3 separate regions of the Homo sapiens genome follow, and regions 1 and 2 are each linked to region 3. Evidence: chromatin loops called from intact Hi-C (ENCODE). Cell type or tissue: MCF 10A. All regions are shown on one strand.

Evidence for each region. Hi-C counts contacts between places; a loop is a spot of excess contacts. Peaks named below come from ENCODE experiments on the same cell type or tissue, not always from the same donor. Only the 100,000 strongest peaks of a DNase experiment are listed, where the experiment ranks them.
Region 1: a loop joins it to region 3, with 12 times the contacts of the local background. A loop is called at or near these places in 21 of 110 quality-filtered maps.
Region 2: a loop joins it to region 3, with 11 times the contacts of the local background. A loop is called at or near these places in 9 of 110 quality-filtered maps.

Annotation. Positions count from the first base shown.
Region 1 is chr21:35,839,202-35,841,701 of GRCh38, reverse strand. No RefSeq gene overlaps it. Among named protein-coding and RNA genes, the nearest start is that of MIR802, 120 kb to the right of the region's middle. In MCF 10A, a CTCF peak has its summit at 1,302 (motif pointing right); a DNase peak (open chromatin) is centred at 1,311.
Region 2 is chr21:35,615,302-35,617,801 of GRCh38, reverse strand. No RefSeq gene overlaps it. Among named protein-coding and RNA genes, the nearest start is that of MIR802, 100 kb to the left of the region's middle. In MCF 10A, a CTCF peak has its summit at 1,475; no DNase peak of the experiment used is centred here.
Region 3 is chr21:35,049,988-35,052,487 of GRCh38, reverse strand. No RefSeq gene overlaps it. Among named protein-coding and RNA genes, the nearest start is that of RUNX1, 1.9 kb to the right of the region's middle. In MCF 10A, a CTCF peak has its summit at 1,082 (motif pointing left); a DNase peak (open chromatin) is centred at 997.

The sequences.
Region 1 (2,500 bases), 790 kb before region 3:
CTGGCCAACATGGCAAAACCCTGTCTCTACTAAAAATACAAAAATTAGCCAGACATGGTGGGGTGTCTCTGTGGTCCCAGCCACTTGAGAGGCTGAGGCAGTAGAATGGCTTGAACTCAGGAGGGAGAGGCTGTAGTGAGCTGAGACTGCGCCACTGTACTCCAGCCTGGGAGACAGAGTGAGACCCTGTCTCAAAAAAAAAAAAAACAAAAAAAACCCAGGAAATGCTGATGCTTTCTAGGCCCTGGAAAGATCACCTCACCAGAGGCTATGGAGGCCAGGCTCTGTTCATGGAACCACACTCTGTCTTCTCACTCTGCTGTGTCCTGGCGTTGGCTCTGAATTAGATTCTTGGGACCTCAACATCGTCTCTTGCTCCTGGACCTTGCTACTTTCTTTCCAGCCTTTGCTTCTCACCTCCCAGATTGGCCCCCATGGTGTGTACTCAGAACTGATGCTGCCTGTCACTGAGGTTGCCCTGCCTTGGCTCTGTATATTTGGATTCAATAGATCTTGAGAGAAAATGAACCTCACAGACATCAGAGAAGAAGAGAAGACAGGAAGTGGACCTGTAAATCTCCAGCCCTTTTTATCTCGTTAGGTTGCTTTGAGGTCTCCTGGGAGAGAGGCAGGAGCAGATGGTGTCTTAATGCCTGGGCAGGAAGAAGATGCTGAATTAGGATCACTCCTAGAAAAGGTGATGAGTCAAAAGGTTTTTACCAGCACCTTGGGAGGCTGGGGCAGGTGGATTACTTTAGCCCGGGAGTTTGAGACCAGCCTGGGCAACTTGGTGAAACCCCATCTCTACAAAAAAAAAAAAAAAAAAATTAGCTGGGCATGGTGGTGCACATCTGCAGTCCCAGCTACTCGGGAGGCTGAGGCACAAGAATCACTTTAGAGGTTGCAGTGAATCAAGATTGCGCCACTAGACTCCAGCCTGGGCAACAGAGCGAGACCCTATCTAAAAAAAAAAAAAAAAGTTTTTAGTGTATACCTGAAGTAAATTCATTATCAGAATTTAAACTTAAAAATGATTTGCATATGGCTTTTTGTCTTTCATGTTTTATTGTATTTTCACTAAAAAAAACAAACCTTAATATGTAATCAGTTCTATTGCTATTTTTGACTTCACCTGTTTTGATCTTTTCCCTAATTTGTATAGTCTCACTATGTTTTTAAACATTTTTGAAGTCATAGAATTTGTCTTTCTGGAATTGGAAACTTGCATCTACTAAATTTTAATAACTTTTCTGTTGAGCTGATTGTACTTAGAGAGCACTTACTATTCAAGCAGCCCTACAGAGCCACTAGGTGGTGCTCACATGCTATTGTAAACAGATTCAGCTGTTGAAGTTAAATTATTTGGAAAAACACTTTGTCTTCATTTTAGGTAAATGCAGAAATTGGCCCTATATACTGTATGTGCTTTTTGGATTACAGATTTTTCAGCTCCCTTCTCCTTTATTGACTGCCTTTTCCACTATGGCATTATGGTTAAGCAGAAAGACTCTAGAGTAAGACTAATTTAAAACACTGGCTCTGTCATTCACTTACTCTGTAACCTTGGGTAAGTCACTTAACTTCAATTTTCTCATCTGCAATGGGATTAATAATAATACATACCTCCTGGAGTGGTTGTGAGAATTTAAAGGTAAGTATATATTAAGCACATAATGTTATATGTGTTTGCGTTTATTATTAATGTTTTTGTTTTTGTTATGGCATTGCTAATCGCTTAGACAAATGTTTCCTAGTACCAGTCCAAGGACCAGCAAAATCAGAATCACTTAAGGATCTTATTTAAGATGTCAGTTTCTGAGCTCTATACCTGGAGCATCTATTTGAGTCACTTTGGGGTAGGGCTTAGGTATGCACATTCTTCAACAGCTTCTCAGTTGATTCTAAGGCTCAGCTAGATTTGGGGATATTGTTGTCTACCCAAGTTCAATCAAAGTGTGTGAAGCTAATAATATTTACATACTAGCAATTTCCAATTCCCCTTCAGTATGTAGTGTGCATAGTCCAAAGCTCTGTCCCCTGGATTTCTTCTCTCCACTGTCATTCAAGGCCAGCTCCTGAATGAGGCAGTACTGCGGTCACTGGCTATTTTTGGCTTGTATCCTCAAACTCAGCTGACTTATGGGTCAATGATACTCTGACTTACTGATTTAATCTTGGGTATTTTCCTCCTCCATGGGCTGGTCATAAGGGACCTCCCATGTGGCCATAGGTGTGAGCTCAAGAGAGGCACTGATGCAATAATGATGAATAATATGGGGTCTGAGCTACCTGCTTGCATAGCTTGCTATGCCCTTGATGAGGATATACCGTTTCCATCTTTCCATCAATTACTGCTGCACTTGCCCAGCTGTGTGGCTTTGTGGGTGTGACAGGACCTGGCTCATCATGAATGGCTGATACTTGGTGTCCCGTGGTCAGATATGCCATGTCTTCCAGGGCCCAACAGCATGCTAGGAGCTGTTCTTTCCAAAGTTATATC
Region 2 (2,500 bases), 570 kb before region 3:
CTTCTGGTACAATGTTAAATAGAAGAAGCTAGAGTAGGCATTCTCGTTTTGTTCCTGACTTGCTTTGTTGCCTTTAGGAGAATGCTTCTAATTCTTGACTATTTTGTATAATTTGGATAGATTCCATCCATCATATTAAGTGAATTCTTTCCATTCTTAACTTGTTTAGGATACTTGTTTTGTTACCATGCAAGACGTTGAATTTTGCCTTTGTGCTTTTTTTGCATCTATTGTGGTGATCATATAGCTTTTCTCCTGTAATGGGCTGTGAATTATATTTGGAGATTTTTCTAATGTTAACCTAATCCTGTATTGCTGAGATAAATCATACATGGCCATCATGTATTTATTTAAGTCTTATGGATTTAGGTTACCAATATTTTATTTAGGATTTTTGCATTTCTAGTCATAAGATAGATTGATTATTAGCCTATAGTAAATTTTTCTTTTAATGTCCTTGTTTTGGTTCCTAGGTTATATCAGTGTCATAAATTGAGGTAGGGAGCTTTCCCTGGAATAATTTGTGTGAAAGAGAACAGTTTGTGGAATATACCTGCAACGTTATTTGGTTCTTCACACTCTGTCTTTAGTGTTAAGGACAGGATGGGCCAAGGAACCTGCTGTATTATCAGTGGAGGCTTGGTCCTCAATCCACAGCTGATCTTCTGTCTTTGGGATCTAGGCTGGGCTATGAGGATCCCATTTTTCACTTTTTTGCAGATGCTCTTGGCCTTGGGCTCCATTGCCCCATCAAGGCCCAATCAAACACAGACTTAAGACCATTTCATTGTTCTGGTTGAAGGATTTTCAAGAAACCAAGTAACTAAAGTGAGAGGTAACCTAAAGAACATACATGGACGTAAGAGATTTTGATGTGTATTTTCTACCAACCCCAGTAGGGAAATTGGAAGCTTCTACCATAGTTATAAGATGTAATTAACCTGCTGAATAAAACCTTGTCTTCATTTTTCCCTGGGTTTCCATTTTGCAGAAAATTTGGGAAAAAAATCCAATTTTCAGAGCCTATTAAAAAAAAAAAACTAAGTCACGTATTCATTTTTTTTTATCTTGGGAAAAAATGTCTCTATCAGAATTCAGGCTCTCACGGGCATAGGCCCTGTTTATTCCTCTTTGAATTCCTAACATCGAGCACAATGTCTGGTGTGGCACAGGTACTTAGTAAGCGACTGTGTGTTTGAGGATGTTTGTTGTCCAAATTACTTACAACATTGATGTCAAAATCAGGCCAGGCAATGAATATCCTATTTTCAAGGGAGAAAACTAATTTTATTTCTGTTTGAAACTGAAAGTTCTTAAACAAACAAGCAAAATGATGAAAAATTAAGGTGATTGAGAACATTGTTAATACATACTATTTTATCACTTACGCAATATGTAAGCTTCTAATATTAAATGCTCTTTGCTTGTATTCACTGCCTGCATTTCTTATCTTGGCCTTTTGGTGTCATTCTGAGATTAATCTGAAAAGCATATTAAGCAAGGGTGAAATTATTTCCCTGGCTTTGGGTCTTTCTTCCGTCTCTGATTTGAAGTGAAGCTTATTGTGCCCGAAGTGAAGTTTATTTTGCCCGCAGTGAAGCTTACATAACTATCTTTTTCAATGTTGTCCTAACTTTGTGCCTTATGTGATTGGGAAACTTTTAAGTGTAGAGAGCACCAGTGGTAGTAAAATAAGCCCTTTTTTATAGGTAGTCTAGAAAGAGCTTTTTCTGAAATACTTTTTATTACCATGTATGAGAAATTTTAGTGAAAGCAAAACCAAGGTTCTTAAGCCATACTGGGATCTGATTTGTTTTCAATGATCTGTGAAATAGAGGTAACCGCTTTCCATGGGGCTGCAGAGATGATGAACCTCCTAATGCTTCGTCTTTCTGTTCTGCACATGGTCTGGTCACCTATGAATAAGTATGAAAATGCTTCGGACTTGAAGCCCATCGCCAATCCCAGTGCCAGACGTGTGTTTGCTCTTCCCGTTCAACTTGCAAAAGATTACGTGTCTCAACAACTTTTCTCTTTTCCATCATTAATTATGTTTTTCCTTCATTCATCATTTTAAGGCATATGCTTAATAAGATAGACTTTTTTATGCTGTAATAAATAAATTCATAAACAAATAAAATATAAATATTGACCTATAGGGTCACAAGTGAGAAGCAAAAGTTATGAACTCATTGTATTTGGCTGTTATTATGTACACTGTGTATATACCCATTACTATATACCCCGGAAGTTCACAGTTCCTCATTCCTGTAGGCTGCATTCATTCTCAGGAAGGGGAGCTGGACTTGTCTCCTGAATCTTTAAACAACAACACAATCTGAGATAATCATTGTATTAACTCTATTGCTCATGGTATGTCTGCCACTTGCTGGGTACTTGAGTGGTTCAACTTCAAATTTTGTGGCTACAAAGACACAGGAGATCCATTTCTCAAAATATTCCATTTTAATTCTGATCCTATCTGAGCAATATAATAAAG
Region 3 (2,500 bases):
ATTTGAATTGCACCTTTATCTAAAGAAGTGAGAGGCCTGTGCGGAAGAGAGATGTGTCCTGTGTGGGCACCATCATGAGTGTCCAGGAAAGAACATCTTTAATAGCTGGGCTTCTAGGGCTCCCTAGCTGTCTCAAACCATTGGATTTGCCAAAAGCAGGTTATAGTCATCCCATGAAGCTTTGATGTCTACGTCCCAATTTAAAAATCATCCCTGACCTCACTGTCAGCATAGCATGGAAGTTTCTGGATAGGACATCTGTTAGAAAACAGATTTAGAAAATAAGGAAAATCCACGCTACATAGAGAAAATTCAGTAGCATTGTCCTCCTGGGATTTTAGACTCCATCCAATTTGGGTGGTCCATCTCTGCCTCCATTTTCTGGCCAGAGAATCTACTTTATAATAGACATGTGGAGTTCAGAGATAGCATGCGGCAATCATGTAATGAATATCCCTAACAGAGGGTGCTTTGATTGGATTGGACTGCACACAGAAGTCTATACATTAATTACAGGGTTATGCAGGTAAACATCTGTCAACCCTTTCTAGTATTTTCATAGGGCCATTAAAAAAGACACCTGAGCATTTTCTCCCCACCCCGCCCCCCCACCCATGGTGGCATTTAGAAGCTGCAGCCAATATGAGCGAGAATGAAAACTGTCATCCAATTCCTTGGCAAAGCCACAGTCCACTGCAGACTCTTGGGTACAATCCCCAAGCCAGAAACCCAGGGTCTGAGTCACTTGCAGGAACTAGGACAGAGGGTGTGGGTCAATACACAAACTTAAAGAGTCCTAAACCGTTCTAGTTAAGTTAGGATTAAGTATTTCTCCAGGCGGTTCATTGATGACAGACGTGCCCTTTTGTCTTGGGCTCCTAGGGAAGTGGTAAGGCCAAGTTCACCAGCAGCTGGCTGAGGCTTTACTTATTGTCATGACCTGGAGGGTGCCCAGAAAAGCTCCAACTGTTGCCTCACCAAGCTGCGAAGTTATGCTGCGGCTGCCGTGGCTGTTAACCCCGCCCAGGAAGGCCGTGCAGGGCCAGCGTGCAGGCCTTTGTATTCTGCCCCCTGGTGCCCTGTTGAAACCTCAGTCCCGAAGATGACAGCGTATAGTGAGGCTTCAACGAGCCCCAGCCTTAGAGTGTCTTTACACTCTAACCTGTCCTACAAAGACCCCACTGGAAGAAATAGATATCTGGCTAGAGCTAGGCCCAAAGAGAAAAGTTGAGAATTCAGGCCGTTCACTGCCTCATCCAAACCCTTCTCCTAAGCATCTGGACACCTAAGGCTAAAAGCATCTGGGGAGTTTCTAAAATTAAATCTCCCAAGGATATTCTGTATGGCCCCTTGAATTGCTAAGTCATTATTAAGTGTGAGTCGACTCTGCAGTGGCAGCTGCACATTACAGCCCTCGGCTCTTAGGGCCCTTCCAGGGAATATTAAGTGTGGGAGAGAAAAATGAACCTGGTTTGGGGTTCAACTCAGGCTTGACTTTATTAGGGAGGGTAACAACACAGGCCCATTATGTTCATTATGTTCACAGGGGATTTGCACTGAGAAGCAATATGAAACACGCATCACATTTAAAGATTCACGAGCCTCATAAAAGAGATGTAGCACTATTATTCTTTTTTAGATGTTAGCAGTGTCAACATGTGGCCAGCTAACTTCTCACAAGTGTAAGAGAAAGCGGTCTGTTGAGTTTCAATTCCTGCTTTAGTCAAAACAGGAGTAAGTAAAAATTGTGTCTGTTCCTTTTGAAAGACTTGTGCCATGGAAGCTACTATCGTTGTGGGTCTTTGTGTGTGTGAAATTAAGTGGATGAGGGAAAACCGAGGGAGTGTTGTGGGAGTTCAGCCTTTCTGAAGTGCCTGTGCTGGCTACTGCAGCTTAGAATCCAGGACTGGCATTTACAACCCATCATCACACAGGTTCTCTTGACCCTATGTGTCGAAATTTCACGTGCGCAGAGTGCTATGGCGGATGTAGGCAGAGCAGAGCCAAATGAATAAGGTAGTAAATCAGGAAAATAAGCCTTTCTTCATCTTGGAACTACAAAACAAAATGACGTTTTAGTTGTCAGCAGGTAAAGCCAGTGGGGCCGGAAAATGAAATACGTGTGACCACAGTGGTTTGCCCACTTACAAAATTATCCTGTTTTTAGCATCTTCAAACAGGCATGTCTTTCTAAGGTAGAGGACGCGCTATATAATATTCATTAGTCAGCCCCAGGAGAAGTGTCTCCTCCTGGTTCCCCTTCTATTGTGGCATCCTCATGTGCTCAAAGTGTAGTTTTACCTACAGGTGTAAATTAGCCTATTGATTTGAATTGAACTAGAGAAAGGCAATACAGGGAGCTTTCCCAAGTGACAATACAAATAAACATCTGCAGAGTAACCACTGCTTTGTCCCAAATACAGAAATTCTCTCTGCTTTGTTTTCCTTTAGCTTCCTAATTTGTGTGTGTGTGTGTGTGTGTGTGTGTGTGTGTGTGTGT